Regions from separate parts of the Homo sapiens genome. Here region 1 is linked to region 2. A link is an interaction called in ENCODE POLR2A ChIA-PET data of the cell type or tissue named here. Cell type or tissue: A673. All regions are shown on one strand.

What was found. Peaks named below come from ENCODE experiments on the same cell type or tissue, not always from the same donor. Only the 100,000 strongest peaks of a DNase experiment are listed, where the experiment ranks them.
Region 1: POLR2A ChIA-PET joins it to region 2 with 7 read pairs; 5 of 35 experiments call an interaction of 5 or more read pairs at or near these places.

What each region holds. Positions count from the first base shown.
Region 1 is chr19:10,323,370-10,331,369 of GRCh38, forward strand. RAVER1 (ribonucleoprotein, PTB binding 1) reads right to left here. Exons shown (of 13, transcript NM_133452.3): 2 at 7,091-7,157; 3 at 5,273-5,742; 4 at 6-197. Among named protein-coding and RNA genes, the nearest start is that of RAVER1, 6.2 kb to the right of the region's middle. In A673, no CTCF peak of the experiment used is centred here; no DNase peak of the experiment used is centred here.
Region 2 is chr19:10,432,889-10,440,888 of GRCh38, forward strand. All of the region lies in intron 1 of PDE4A (phosphodiesterase 4A), which reads left to right. Among named protein-coding and RNA genes, the nearest start is that of PDE4A, 16 kb to the left of the region's middle. RefSeq lists enhancers at 1-355, 2,901-3,400, 3,609-3,678. In A673, a CTCF peak has its summit at 3,751 (motif pointing left); a DNase peak (open chromatin) is centred at 3,723; H3K27ac peaks cover 1,467 bases.

The DNA.
Region 1 (8,000 bases), 110 kb before region 2:
CTCACCGTGGCCTGGGCAGCGATGAGAGCGGCCAGCATACTGCGGCCGGGGGGCCCAGGGGCGCAGAAGGAGACTCGCAGGTGGCTGCCCCCCAGGGACAGGCCGTCCGCCTGCTGCTGTGCCTCCTCCGCCATCTCAGCCGTCTCATACTCCAGCACCGCGAAGCCCTTCAGCTGCCCATCCTGGCCGCACGCCAGCTGCCGGAGGAAGGCAGGCAGTCATGAGCATCTGGGCAGCAGTGACTGCACCACCCCGGGAAGTGACAACCGTAACCAGACTCAGCTGCCCCATAAGGGTGAACTCCACGCCAGGCCTCCACTGCCCTGTGCCTCATTCCTGCATCAGCTCATCTGATTTTCCCAATGACCCTGGGAGGCTGCATCATACCCATTTCTCAGAGAAGGCAACTGAGGCACGGAGAGGTCAGCGCACCCAAGGCCACACAGCTGGAGGGAGGGCGGAGCTGGGAGCCACCTCACCAACAAAGCCAAGGCCACGGGCGGATGCGGTGGCTCACACCTGTAATCCCAGCACTTTGGGAGGCCGAGGCGGGCAGATAACCTGAGGTCGGGAGTTCGAGACCAGCCTGACCAACATGGAGAAACCCCGTCTCTACTAAAAATACAAAATTAGCCAGGCGTGGTGGCACATGCCTGTATTCCCAGCTACTTGGGAGGCTGAGGCAGAGGCAAGAGAGTCACTTGAACCTGTGAGGCAGAGGTTGCGGTGGGCCGAGATCGCGCCACTGCACTCCAGCCTGGGCAACAAGAGCAAAACTCCATCTCAAAAAAAAAAAAAAAAAAGAGATAATCAGCAACGGGTGGGGAAGGAAGGGCTCTCGTTCCAGACAGTGGCCAAGCCAGGTAGCAGTGCTAAGGGAAGTGGTTGGGCTGGGCACCGGCACTTGCTGAATGCCCGGGCAGCAAAGGTGCAGGTAGCAGCCCTTCACCTCTGCCCACGCCCTGTGCCAAGGTCTGGGCACAGATCTCCCATAACCAAACCTGTCGGCTTTTGTTTTGTTTTGTTTTTTTTGAGACAGAGTCTTGCTCTGTCACCCCGGAGTGCAGTGATGTGAACTTAGCTTACCGTAACCTCCACCTCCTGGGTTCAAGTGATTCTCCTGCCTCAGCCTCCTGGTAGCTGGGATTACAGGTGTGCACCACCACGCCCAGCTAATTTTTGTATTTTTAGTAGAAATGAGGTTTCACCATGTCGGCAAGGCTGGTCTTGAACTCCTGACCTCAAGCGATCCGCCTGCCTTGGCCTCCCAAAGTGCTGGATTACAGGCGTGAGCCACTGTGCCCGGCCATAAACACACCCATCTTAGGGATGAACAGAGAGAGACTCAGAGGGGTCACAGAGTGATCAAGGCCACACAATTCCTAAGTCGAGGGACTGATGTGTGAACCTCAAGCTGCTTCACTGTCAAGCCCACCCTCCATTCAGCTGGGTCACCTAACATTAAAGGTGGGCTCCTCGGAGGACATCACTTCAACGCCTGCTACTCATCAGATGCTCAACAAATGTTTGGTGAGACCAGGCCCAGTGGCTCGAATCTATAATCCCAGCTCTTTGGGAGGCAAAGGCAGGAGGATCGTTTGAGCACAGGAGTTTCAGACCAGCCTGGGCAACATAGGGAGACCCCATCTTCACATAATTTTTTTTTTTTTTGAGGGAGTCTCGCTCTGTTGCCCAGGCTGGAGTGCGGTGGCATGATCTTGGCTCACTGCAACCTCCACCTCCCTGGTTCAATCAATTCTCCTGCCTCAGCTTCCCGAGTAGCTGGGATTAAAGGCACCTACCACCACGCCTGGCTAATTTTTTTTCTATTTTTAATAGAGACAGGGTTTTTGTTTTTTGTTTTGTTTTTTTTGAGACGGAGTCTCGCTCTGCCACCCAGACTGGAATGCAGTAGTGGGATCTTGGCTCACCACAACCTCTGTCTCCCAGGTTCAGGTGATTCTTCTGCCTCAGCCTCCCAAATAGCTGGGACCACAGGCACATGCCACCACACCCAGCTAATTTTTTTTTTTGTATTTTTAATGGAGATAGGGTTTCACCATGTTAGCCAGGATGGCCTCGATCTCCAGACCTCGTGATGCACCCACCTCGGCCTCCCAAAGTGCTGGGATTACAGGCGTGAGCCACCGTGCCATGAGACAGGGTTTTACCATGTTGGCCAGGCTGGTTTCGAACTCCTGACCTCAAGTGATCTGCCCGCCGCAGCCTCCCAAAGTGCTGGGATTACAGGCATGAGCCACTGTGCCCGGCCTCTACATAAAATTTTAAAAATCAGCTGGGCATGGTGATGCATTCCTGTAGTTCCCCAGCTACATGGGAGGCCAAGGTAGGAGGATTTCTTGAACCCAGGAGGTCGAGGCCGGAGTGTACTCCTCCAGCCTGGGTGATTGAGAACCTGTCTCAAAAAAAAAAAAAATTAAGTTTAGTGAATGTTCGAGTGGAGGAATGAATGGGCAGCTGTTCACAACAACCTGATCATGAAGCACTGCCAGCCCCATTTTGAGATGTGGAAACAGGCTAGGAGAGTACCTGTAGCTGGTCATGACCCTGTGACCTTTGATCTCCACATAAGAAGGTAAGGCCAGGCCAGCGCAGTGGCTCACACCTGTAATCTCAGCACTTGGGGAGGCCGAGGCAGGTGTATCACCTGAAGTCAGGAGTTCAAGACCAGCCTGGCCAACACGGCGAAACCCCATCTCTATTAAAAACACAAAAATTAGCTGGGTGTGGTGTCAGGCGCTGTCATCCCAGCTACTCGGGAGGCTGAAGCTGGAGAATCACTTGAACCCAGGAGGCGGAGGATGCAGTGAGCCAAGATCGCGCCCCTGCACTCCAGACTGGGTGACAGAGCAAGACTCTGTCTTAAAAAAATATAAAATAAAATAAAAGAAAGGTGAGGCCATTGTGCTAACTCATCTTCTGTCCTGAGCCCGCACAGGCGGCCTGGTACATAGCAGGCCTGGTACGTAGCAGGTGTCCAAGAGAAAGCAGCAGAATGGATGAATGATAAGTAAACAGAGAGGGGGTTCCCGTGGCTCATGGATACTCAGTTTTTGTTTTTTTTGTTTCTTTGAGACGGAGTCTCGCTCTGTCGCCCAGGCTGGAGTGCAGCGGCACGATCTCCACTAACCGCAACCGCAGTCTTCTGGGTTCAAGCAATTCTCCTGTCTCAGCCTCCTGAGTAGCTGAGATTACAGGCGCGTGGCGCCATGCCTGGCTACCTTTTTTTTTTTGTTGTATTTTTAGTAGAGACGGGATTTCTCCATGTTTGTCAGGCTGGTCTCAAACTCCTGACCTCAGGTGATCCGTCCGTCTCGGCCTCCAAAGAGCTGGCATTACAAGCGTGAGCCACTGCGCCTGGCCTGTTTTTTTTTTTTTTTTTTTTTCTGTTTTTGAGATGCAGTGTTGCTTTGTCACCCAGGCTGGAGTACAGTGGCGTGATCTCAGCTCACTGCAACCTCCACCTCCCAGGTACAAGCGATTCTCCTGCCTCAGCCTCCTGAGTAGCTGGGATTACAGGCCTGCACCACCACACCTGGCTAATTTTTTTTGTATTTTTAGTAGAGACAGGGTTTCACCATGTTGGCCAGGCTGGTCTTGAACTCTTGACCTCAAGTGATCCACCTGCCTCGGCCTCTCAAAGTGCTGGGATTACATGCATGAGCCACCTCACCCAGCCTGTTTCTTGTTTTAAATATAGAGATGGTGTCCCACTATCTTGCCCAGGCTAGTCTTGAACTCCTGGTCTCGAGTGATCCTCCTGCCTCTGCCTCCCAACAGACACCTAGTTTAAATGGGGCACCAATACCCCACTTACACGAGAGGGACCCACTCAAGCCCACAGAGCTGGGGGTCCGAGCCCAGGACTGTCTCTCTGTTTTTGAGATAAGGGTCTAGCTCTGTTGCTCAGGCTGTAGTGTCATGGTGCTGTGGTGCGATCATGGCTCACTGCAGCCTCGGACTCCCAGAATCAGGCAATCCTCCCACCTCAGCCTCCTGAGTAGCTGGGACTACAGGCACACCATCATACCTATCTAATTTTTGTATAGAGAGGATTTCACCATATTGCCCAGGCTGGTCTCGAACTCCTGGGCTCGAGGGATCCGCCCGCCTCAGCCTCCCAAAGTGTTAGGGTTACAGGTGTGAGTCACTGCACCTGGCCAGGCCTACCCCTTTTAAGCCTCTGCACTGGCCTCCGCTCACTGGCCCAAGCTCTGGAGCTAGGCTGCGGTGTTCTGATCCCAGCTCTGCCAGACCCTGGCTGTTTAACTCTAGGCAAGTTACTTGACCCCTCTGTGCCTTGGTATCCTCACCTGAAAATGGGAGTGATACCTGCCTCTCAGGGTTGCTACAGGATGAAGCAACTGAAGGTTACGTACTCAGAGTCCACAGCGAGTGCTGGGGGAATGTCCCCTTTGGGATCTCTGGGGATCAAGACCTTCTGGGGGCTCTTAGAGAGTGAGTCTGGCCTGTTCTCGCCCCACTGCACCTGTTACAGGGCGAGGCACACACACAGAAGTGCCTGGCATGTGTGGCTTGAATGAACAAGGGACTGTTTTGCCAACCCATTGTGCAAGTATTGAGTCCCTGCTTATGGAGGAGGGAAACTGCAGATCAGAGAGCCAGTGACTGGCCCGAGCTCGAGGGCGGGGCTGGGATCTGGCAAAGCCTCAGTCTCTGACCTCAAGGCTCAAATAGACTGTGGGCTCCTCTGCAGCCTCCTCAATGCCTGGTCCAGGTCTGGGACCCCATGGGAGGTTTGACGAGGGTACCAGCGAATGAGGAGGTGAGTGGTGAGCAAGCCTCGAGATCCATAGTTACAAGAGTGGCCTTGCATGCATCTGATAGAGGGACAGTGAGGCCTGAGGCTGCAGAGGGATTCAAATCCCCTGGCCAGGTGTGGTGGCTCACGCATGTAATCCCAGCACTTTGGGAGGATCACCTGAGGCCAGGAGTTCAAGACTATCCTGGCCAACATGGCAAAACCCCATCTCTACTAAAAATATAAAAATTATCCAGGCATGGGGGCGGGGCGCCTATAATCCCAGCTACTCTGGAGGTTAAGGCAAGAGAATTGCTTGAACCAAAGAGGCGGAGGTTGCAGTGAACTGAGATTGTATCACTGCACTCCAGCATGGGTGACAAAGTGAGACTGTCTCAAAAAAAAAAAAGAAAAGGCAGATGACTCCAAAGACTCTCTCAGGTGCTCCGGGCCTGGCACCTGCTCCCCAATGCTCTCCACAGGGCTCACCTGGCAGAAGGTGGGGCTGTGGACAGCTGACAGCGCCCGGCACAGAGCGTCCACATCGTTGAAGCCAGGTGGCAGGCGGTCCACACAGAGGCAGCGGGAGTGGAGAAGGGCAGGCGTCAGTTGCCCGGCATCCGTCCAGTGCACGTAGAGGGTGCGTGGTCCCAGCGGCTTGCCCAGCAGGTCCGACTTGGCACGGGCAGCCGAGTCCTTCTTCATGTACTCAGCAAAGCCATAGCCCTTGGATTGGCCAGTGCGCTCACTGTAGACCAGGAAGCAGCGCTCCAGGCTGCCGAAGGGCCGCACCAGCTCCTCGAACTGCTGCTGTGTGAGGCTGGGGGGCAGGTTGGCCACACACAGCAGGGCATCCGTGGGCTGCAGCTGCACCGACAGTTCACGCTCCCGCAGGCGGCTCTGGTGGAAAGCATTGATTGCGGCCTCGGCCTGCTCCCCATTCAGCAGGGTCACGAAGGCTGCGGTGGGAGGAGGGCAGTGCGAGGTCAGCCGGGCCCTGAGGGCCTGCCCCTCCACCCCGCCACCCTGCAAACCAGGTGGGACCTCCAAATGCTGGGCATCTCAGGTGCCTGCTGATCTGAGCAGTTGCCAGCCTTGGCGACTCACACAGGCGAGAGCGCCTGCCATTGACTCTAGGCTCCACGAAGCCCACTCCCTCTCCCAGCCCTGCGTCCACCTGCACCCACAGCAGCGCTCACCAACTGTGGGCCTGGCTCTGTCCTAAGAACGCTGTGGGTCACTCGGGTGATACCAAGGGCAGTGGTTAAGCCCATGCTCACTGGGGCCCAGATTTAAGCCCCAAGCCCCAGGTGGCTTTGGGGGTATCAGTTTCCTCATCTCTCAAATGGATATAACTTAATCATCACAATCACCATTTTGCCAGAGAGGAAACGGGCCCAGAGCAGCACCCCTGTGCCCCGAGTAGGGGAGCCTGGACTTGAACCCAGGCAGCCGGACTCCAGAGGCCCACTCTACACACTGCCCACCCCTGCCACCTTTCCAGGCCACCAGTGCCCCTGAACCCTGCTGCCACGTGCTGCCCCAGATTTGCGATCCACCCAGCGGCCGCAGGAAGCTTTGTTCAAAACGATCACGCCACATCCATCTTGTGGCTTCTAGCTGCAGGGTGCAGTGCAGCCTGTGCGGGCTCGCTGACCTCCCCTCCCATCTCACCGCTGCCACCCGGACCACGCCAGGCACACTCCAGAGGGGCCTTTGCAGCTGCTGTTTCTTGAGCATGGAACACTGAGCCCCACCTCCTCACCTGGTTAACCTGGACCCACCCAGGTAGAAACCCTGTCTCTACTAAAAATACAAAAATTAGCCGGGCATGGTGGCACATGCCTGTAATCCCAGCTACTCGGGAGGCTGAAGCAGGGGAATGGGCTGAACCCAGGAGGCGGAGGTTGCAGCGAGCCGAGCTCGCGCCACTGCACTCCAGCCTGGCGACAGAGCAAGACTCCATCTCAAAAAAAAAAAAAAAAAGACCACACAAGCAGGGGTGACTGGCTGAGTGAGGCAAGAGGGGTAAGAAGAGAATGAACCCACGGCCAAACGTTGTCAAGAATTAGCTCAATGCCAAGCGAGTGGAGTAGGAAGAGAATCAGCCCGATGCCCAGTGTTCTCCAAGGAGAACATGAAGGCTGTCCCAAGATGACAGGATGACAGGCAGATTGGGGCAACCTGCCATGTTGGCCTGGGGGGCAATACTGGGCCTGAAGCTCAGAGCAGCAGACAGTGAGCCAGGCCCTCCCATCTTCAGGGATGGTCACTCCCTGCCCTGGCCCGCCCCATGGCCCCACAAACCTGTCCCTTTGTATTTGTCCACAAAACAGTATTTGAGCTCATAGTCACTGAGCAGGTCATGTACTTCCTGTGGAGATACAAGACAAAAGACAGGGAGTTACTGGAGATGGAAGGGGGCAACCCAGTGCCGCTTCATAGCTGCCACCAGCTATGAAGGCAGGTCAATTACCACCCCCCATTTTACCAATGAGGAAACTGAGGCTCGATGCAGTAATTTTGTCAAGGTCATTCTGCTCATACCTGGCAGAGATGGGATTCAGAACCTAGCTGCAGACTGTGCTATTACCCAGGCAACATGCTCTTAGAGGGTATACCTTTAGCTGGCTGGGCGGGGTGGCTCACGCTTATAATCCCAGCATTTTGGGAGGCCGAGGCGGGTGAATCACCTGAGGTCAGGAGTTCGAGACCAGCCTGGCCAACATGGTGAAACCTTGTCTCTACTAAAAATACAAAAATTAGCCAGGAGTGGTGGCGCACACCTGTAATCCTAGCTACTCGGGAGGCTGAGGTAGGAGAACTGCTTGCACCCAGGAGGCAGAGGTTGCAGTGTGCCACTGCACTCCAGCCTGGGTGACAAAGGGAGACACTGTCAACAACAATAACAACAAGGCCGGGCGCGGTGGCTCACGCCTGTAATCCCAGCACTTTGGGAGGCCGAGGCGGGTGGATCACGAGGTCAGGAGATCGAGACCATCCTGGCTAACAAGGTGAAACCCCGTCTCTACTAAAAATACAAAAAAATTAGCCGGGCGCGGTGGCAGGCGCCTGTATTCCCAGCTACTCGGGAGGCTGAGGCAGGAGAATGGCGTGAACCCGGGAAGCAGAGCTTGCAGTGAGCCGAGATTGCGCCACTGCAGTCCGCAGTCCAGCCTGGGCGACAGAGCGAGACTCCGTCTCAAAAAAAAAAAAA
Region 2 (8,000 bases):
TCCACTCCCAGGCCACTGGCCTAGAACCAGATCCCTAAGTCCCTGCCTGGCTCAGTGTCTCCAGCCTTACCTTCCCCACCCCCTCTCATGCTGGAGCTGCCAGGCTGAAAACCAAGCTGGGTTGGGGGTGGGGAGGGGAGATTCTGGGTCTCATGGAGGGTGTTTAGAATAGGCTGGACTGAGCTGGGGCTGTGAGTGGCCTTTAAGTTCTCAGAATTCTCAGGGGTTTCTAGCCTTGTTCTTGCTTTCCTGCTCCATGGTCTCTAACACAGACACACACACAGGGCCGCACACAGGGCAATCCGGGTCACCTGGTGTTTACCGTACTAGGTATGGGTCTCCTGGCTGCACCAAGAGGACCCTGCAGTTGACTCATGGCCACACACAGGTGACACACAGACCACAGCAACCCTGGCCCAGCCCTCGCACATCCTCGTCTACACTGCGTTCCTCCACAGTGGGGGACACTGTATTTTGGTGAGACACATTCTCACAAAAATACACACCCAGGGCCCACACATGTTCCTGTATGCTGTACTCCCACCTGCACCAGATACACACAGGAACGCACCCCGTGCCCACACAGGGGTCAGGGACTGTCACAGTATCAGTGCGACACGGTCTCATAAAGTCACCCAGACTCAGAAATACACAGATAAAGACACAGAGATGCACACAGGCACCCATGAGCACCCAGCCCCTGCTCACACAGGCAGATGTGCGATGCCACAGAGATGTCTATGTGTGATGCCCGGGGGCACACAGACCTCCCTCTCCCCCAGTCTCTTACATACTCAGCCCCCCAAAGAGCTGTGTCACCTGGCACTACGCGCCTGCCTGGGAGACACACACCAGCACCCGCCTTCAACCTCCATGTGACCTTCACAAAGCAAATGCCAGGCCTTTCCATAAAGGCTGCCTGGCACCACCTACAAGTGAGTCAGGTGGAAAAGCACGGGGAGCCGGGGGAGACACCAGGCCTGCCTGCCCTGTGCGCCCCGGGGGAAGACACTCGTCGCAGCTTTGTAGCTCAGCTGCCTGGGTTCAAATCCACATTCTAGGCCGGGCGTGGTGGCTCATGCCTGTAATCCCAGCACTTTGGGAGGCTGAGGTGGGAGGATGGCTTGAGCCCAGGAGTTTGAGACCAGCCTGGGCAACATAGTAAAACCTCATCTCTACAAAATAAATAAATTTTAAAAGAAATCCATGCTCTGCTACTAATAACCATAGTATTTATCCTTTATGTGCCTCAGTTTCTTTCTTTCTTCCTTCCTTCCTTCCTTTCTTTCTTCCTTTCCTTCTTTCCTTCTTTCTCTCTTTCTTCCTTTTTTTTTTTTTCAGGGTCTCGCTCTGTCACCCAGGCTGGAGTGCAGTGGAGTGATCTTGGCTCAATGCAACCTCTGCCTCCCGGGTTCAAGCAATTCTTGTGCCTCAGCCTCCCAAGTAGCTGGCATTACAGGTGTATGCCACCATAGCCCAGCTAATTTTTTTGTATTTTTAGTTTAGATGGGGTTTCTCTATGGTGGCCAGGCTGATCTCAAACTCCTGGCCCTAAGTGATCCATCCACCTTGGCCTCCCAAAGTGCTGGGATTACAGACGTGAGCCACCGTGCCTGGCCTCAGTTTCTTTGTCTGGAAAATGGAGCATTAATGCATGTTACAGTATAGCACAATGCCTAGCATGTGGTCTTCACATAAGTTTGTTTTTTTTTTCTTTCTTGAGATGGAGTCTCACTCTGTCACCCAGGCTGGAGTGCAGTGGTGCGATCTTGCCTCACTGCAATCTGTGCCTCCTGGGTTCAACCAATTCTCCTGCCTCAGACTCCCAAGTAGCTAGGATTACAAGCGCCCCGCCACCACGCCTGGCTAATTTTTATATTTTTAGTAGAGACAGGTTTCCCCATGTTGGCCAGGCTGGTCTCGAACTGCTGACCTCAAGTGATCTGCCCGCCTTGGCCTCCCAAAGTGCTGGGATTACAGGCATGAGCCACTGTGCCCAGCTTTTTTTTTTTTTTTTTTTTTTTGAGACAGCATCTCTATCATCCAGGCTGGGATGCAGTGGTATCATCTCTGCTCTCTGCAACCTCTGCTTCCCAGGCTCAAGCGATGCTCCAACAGGCATGAGCCACGGCGCCTGGCCATAGTTCTTGTTATTATAATCTTTACCAATGTGTTCGTTTCCCCCGCCCCCGCTCCCTAGCTTGTTTGTGTCCCGTCAGTCCCTGCAGTAGTCATCCCCCAAGGCCTAGACTCTCCCTGGGCTGCATAGCCCTCAACAAGCCCAATTTCATGCTCCCAAAAGCCCTGGTGGGAAGGCCTAGGGGCCACGTGGAGGGGGAAACAGGTAGCAACTTCATCTGAAAGTGTCACCAAATGATCAGCCTGAGGCCAGATGCAGTGGTCATGCCTATAAACCCAGCATTTTGAGAGGGCGAGACTTTGGGAAGCAGATTGCTTGAGTCTAGGAGTTCAAGACCAGCCTGGGCAACATGGTGAAACCCCATTTCTGCTTAAAAAAAAAAATTAGCTGGGTGTGGTGGTGTGCGCCTGTGGTTCCAGCTACTCAGGAGGCTGAGGTGGGAGGATCGCTTGAGCCTGGGAGGCTGAGGCTGCAGTGAACCATGATCGCCCCACTGCACTGCAGTCTGGGTGACAGAGCAAGACCCTGTATCAACACACACACACACACACACACACACACACAAACAAACAAACAAAAAACAATGATTAGCCTGCCTAAGAGGGAGTCTTGGGCGGGTCACTTCACCTCCAATGGAGCGTCTGGGCATGTGGCTGTGATGTAAGGCTGGCAGCTACCCCTGTGTCTGGGTTGCAACCTTGGGTCCCATGGGGATGTTGCTGGAGTGGCCTCTGGCCTAACTTTGGGCCACCCTGAGCAGTCAGTGGCAAGCCAGGGAGGGGTGACTCTCCATGGCTCAGGGATCTGATTCTGGGGCATCACTGGCCCTGACTCTCCCCTATCCCCACCAGCTCCCAGGCAGCAGTTCTATAGCCCTGTCCCCTCCCCTCTGTCCTCCCTCAGCCCAGGGGACATCGGGTCTTGAAACAGAAACAGCAGGGCCCCAGGGAGTGTCCTCTTCCCATCCAGGCCTCTGGGCTCCTGCTGACGTGAGCTGAGTCCCTTGGGGCTGGTGGATGTGCCAGGATGTGCTAGCTGGGCACCTGCTTGGGAACAGAGTCTCACCATCCTAAACTGCAGCTTAAATCCTAGGCCGGGGAGTTGGAGGTGTGTAGCTATGTTCCTCTCGCCTTCTCTGGAGCTGAAAAAAAATCCACCTTAGGAGACAGGACACAGTTCTCAGACAATGAAGCCACCAACCCCTTGTCTCCTTATGCCATGGGAATGTTAACAGGACTTATATGTTGCCAGGCGCAGTAGCTCACACCTGTAATCCCAGCACTTTGGGAGGCCGAGGCAGGTGGATCACCTGAGATCGGGAGTTCAAGACCAGCCTGACCAACATGGAGAAACCCCGTCTCTACTAAAAATACAAAATTAGCCGGGCATGGTGATACATGCCTGTAATCCCAGCTACTCGGGAGGCTGAGGCAAGAGAATCTCTTGAACCTGAGAGGCGGAGGTTGCAGTGAGCCGAGATGGCGCCACTGCACTACAGCCTAGGCAATAAGAGCGAAACTCCGTCTCAAAAAAACAACAAAAACCAGGACCTATATGTTAACTTATAGAGTGGGTTGGAGCCCTCTGTCGGTTAATGTGTATAAAGCACTTTCATAATGCCAGGCACACAGCAAGCATTCAATAAATGTCTTGTTATTATTACTGTATGCCTGAAAGGATCTAACCTGGCACCCAGGACACAGCAGGTGCTCAACAAATGGACACTATTGGCTGGGTGCAGTGGCTCACGCCTGTAATCCCAGCACACTGGGAGGCTGAGGCGGGTGGATCACCTGAGGTCAGGAGTTCGAGACTGGCCTGGCCAACATGGTGAAACCCGTCTCTACTAAAAATACAAAAATTAGCCAGGTGTAGTGGCGCACACCTGTAGTCCCAGCTACTCGAGAGACTGAGTCAGGAGAATTGCTTGAGCCCGGCAGCAGAGGTTGCAGTGAGCTGAGATCACATCACTACACTCCAGCCTGGGTGACAGAGTGAGACTCCATCTCAAAAATAAATAAATAAATAAATAAATGGACATTATCATCAAAGGTCCAAGCTGATGATCTATGATTATCTCACCTTAAGAACCTTAAGAGTGGCTTTTTTTGTTTGTTTGTTTTTTGAGACTATCCCCTAGGCTGCAGTGCAGTGGCTCGATCTTGGCTCACTGCAATCTCCACCTCCCAGGATCAAGTGATTCTCCTGCCTCAGCCTCCTGAGTAGCTGAGATCACAGGCGCACACCAGCACGCCAAGCTAATTTTTGTATTTTTAGTAGAGACGGGGTTTCACCATGTTGGTCAGGCTGGTCTCGAACTCCTGATCTCATGATCTGCCCGCCTTGGCCTCCCAAAGTGTTGGGATTACAGGCGTAAGCCACCGTGCCCGGCCTTTTTCTTTTTTTTTTGAGATAGGGTCTCACTGTATCACCCAGTCTGGAGTGCAGTGGCATGATCACAGCTCACTGCAGCCTCCAAATCCTGGTCTCAAGCAATCATCTTGCATCAGCCTCTTGAGTAGCTGGGACTATACACATGCACCACCATGCTCAGCTAACTTAAATTTTTTGTAGAGACAGGGTCTTGCTATGTTGCCCAGGCTGGTCTCAAACTCCTGGACTTAAGTGATCCTCCCACCTCAGCTTCTCAAAGTGCTGTGATTATAGGAATGAGCCATTCTGCTTGGCCCATTTTATCCATTTTCGAGTGTATAGTTCAGTGGCATTAAGTACATTCACATTGTTGTGCAACCATCACCACCATCCATCTCCAGGACTGTTTTTTTTTTTTTTTGAGACAGGGTCTCACTCTATCACCCAGGCTGGAGTGCAGTGGCATCATCACTGCTCACTGCAGTCTATACCTCCAGGGCTCAGGTGATCCTCCCACCTCAGCCTCCTGAGTAGCTGGGACCACAGGCGCACACCATCATCATGCCTTGCTAATTTTTTTCATTTTTTGTAGAGATAGGGCCTTGCCATGTTTCCCAGGCTGGTGTTGAACTCCTGGGCTCAAGCAATCCTCCCGCGTGGGCCTCCCAAAGTGCTGGGATTACAGATGTGAGCCACTTCACCCAGCCTCCAAGACTTTTTTTTTTTTTTTGAGACGGAGTCTCGCTCTGTCGCCAGGCTGGAGTGCAGTGGCGCAATCTCGGCTCACTGCAACCTTCGCCTCCCGGGTTCAAGCGATTCTCGTGCCTCAGCCTCCTGAGTAGCTTGGATTACAGGCACGCACCACCACACCCAGCTAATTTTTGTATTTTTATTAGAGACGGGGTTTCATCATGTTGGCCGGGATGGTCTCGCTCTCCTGACCTTGTGATCCGCCCGCCTCCGCCTGCCAAAGTGCTGGGATTACAGGCGTGAGCCACCACACCTGGCCAGGACTTTTTAATGTTCTCAGACTGAAACTTTAAGCACAAACACACCATTTCCCTATCTCCCCCAGCCGCTGGCACCCACTCTTCTACTTTCTGTCTCTGAGTTTGAGTACTCCAGGGACCTCATATAAGTGGAATTTCCTGTGCACTATTTGTCTTTTTCTGACTGGCTTATTTTACTGAGCATAATGTTTTTTTGTTTGTTTGTTTGTTTTTGAGACAGAGTTTCACTCTTATTGCCCAAGCTGGAATGCAATGTCCCAATCTCGGCTCACTGCAACCTCCACCTCCCAGGTTCAAGTGATTCTCCTGCCTCAGCCTCCGAGTAGCTGGGATTACAGGCATGTGCCACCACGCCCGGCTAATTTTGTATTTTTAGTAGAGACAGGGTTTCTCCATGTTGGTCAGGCTGGTCTCGAACTCCCAACCTCAGGTGATCCGCCCACCTCATCCTACCAAAGTGCTGGGTCACTGAGCATAATGTTTTCAGGGTTCATCCATGTTGTAGCCTGTGTCAGAATTCCTTTCCTTTTTAAGGCTGAATTCTATTCCATTCAATGGATATAACACATTTTGTTGATCCATTCATCTGTTGATGGACACGTCAGTCACTTCTACCTTTTGGCCATCGTGAATTACGCTGCTGTGAACATGGGTGTACATGTATCTGTTTGAGATCCCCACTTTCAATTCTTTTGGGGATAGACCTAGGAGTGGGATTGCGCGGTTGTGTGGTGATTCTACGTGTTTGTTTGTTTTGAGGGTTTTTTGTTTGTTTGTTTGGTTGGTTTCTGACAGAGTCTCATTCTGTCGGCCAGGCTGGAGTACAGTGGTGTGATCTCGGTTCACTGCAACCTCCGTCTCCCGGGTTCAAGCAATTATCTGGCTGCAGCCTCCCGAGTAGCTGGGACTACAGGTGCCTGCCACCACGCCCACCTGATTTTTGTATTTTTAGTAGAGATTGGGTTTCACCGTGTTGGCCAGGCTGGTCTCGAACTCTGGACCTCAGGTAATCTGCCCGCCTCGGCCTCCCAAAATGCTGGGATTACAGGCGTGAGCCACCGCACCTGGCCTACAAACATTTTTGATTGGGGTTACAGTGGTTCTCTCAACAGCAGGTAGGAATGGATTGTTTGTGAGTGGGGAGGAATCGGAGCAGCAGAGAGACCTGGTTGGAATGGAGAGTGCAGCAGGTGAGAGAGGAGGTGTTGTGACCTCAGGGATGCGAAGAGTCCAGGCCTTCAATAAGGTCTGTCTCTGGAACTCAAATCTGAGGCCCAGGAGGCGGGTCAGAGGCTGAGAGACGGGGTGGATGGAGGTAGGAGTGCCTCCTGGCTCCACAGTCCCTTCTCTTGGAGTGAAGAGACCAGCTGTCTGGAGGGGAGAGCAACTGGGAAACAGGACACGGGTAAAGGCCAGTTACAAGTGGCATCCTGGAGAGAAGGTGGCTCAGGACACAGCTGTCCCCAAAATACCCTCCTTGGCATTGCATGCAGGGGATGGAGGAACCCTAAGATCTTCAAAAGTAAAAGGCCCTTCAGGAACCATCCTAATAGGCGTGACATGGTATCTCCTTTTTTTTTTTTTTTTTTTTGAGACGGAGTCTTGCTTTGTCACCCAGGCTGGAGTGCAGTGGCGTGATCTTGGTTCACTGCAGCCTCTGCCACCCGGGTTCAAGCAATTCTCCTGCCTCAGCCTCCCAAGTACCTGGGATTATAGGCACCCACCACCACACCTAGCTAATTTTTGTATTTCTAGTAGAGACAGGGTTTCGGTATGTTGGCCAGGCTGGTCTCAAACTCCTGACCTCAAGTGATTCACCCACCTTGCCTCCCAAAGCGCTGGGATTACAGGCATGAGCCACCTCACCAGACCTGTATCTCTTTCTTTTGATTTGCGTTTCCCTGATGAGTGATGTTAAGGATTTTTTTTCATATGTTTATTGGCTGTTTTAATATCTTTTCTGCAGATATGCCTATTCAAGTCATTTGCCTATTAAGTCAAATTATTTACAATTTATTATTTATTATTTTGAGACAGGGTCTCACTCTGTTGCCCAGGCTGGTGTGCAGTGGCACGATGTCAGCTCACTGCAATCTCTGCCTCCCGGGTTTAAGTGATTCTCCCACCTCAGTCTCTCTAGTAGCTGGGATTACAGGTGAGAGCCGCCATGCCTGGCTAATTATTTTATTTATTTATGTATTTTTTGAGACAGAGTCTCGCTCTGTCATCCAGGCTGAAGTGCAATGTCGCGATCTCAGCTCACTGCAACCTCCACCTTCCGGGTTCAAGCAGTTCTCGTGTTTTAGCCTCCCCAGTAGCTGGGATTACAGGCACATGGCACCACGCCCGGCTAATTTTTGTATGTTTAGTAGAGACAGGGTTTTCACTGTGTTAGCCAGGATGGGCTCGATCTCCTGACCTCGTGATCCACCCACCTCGGCCTCCCAAAGTGCTGGGATTACAGGCGTGAGCCACCA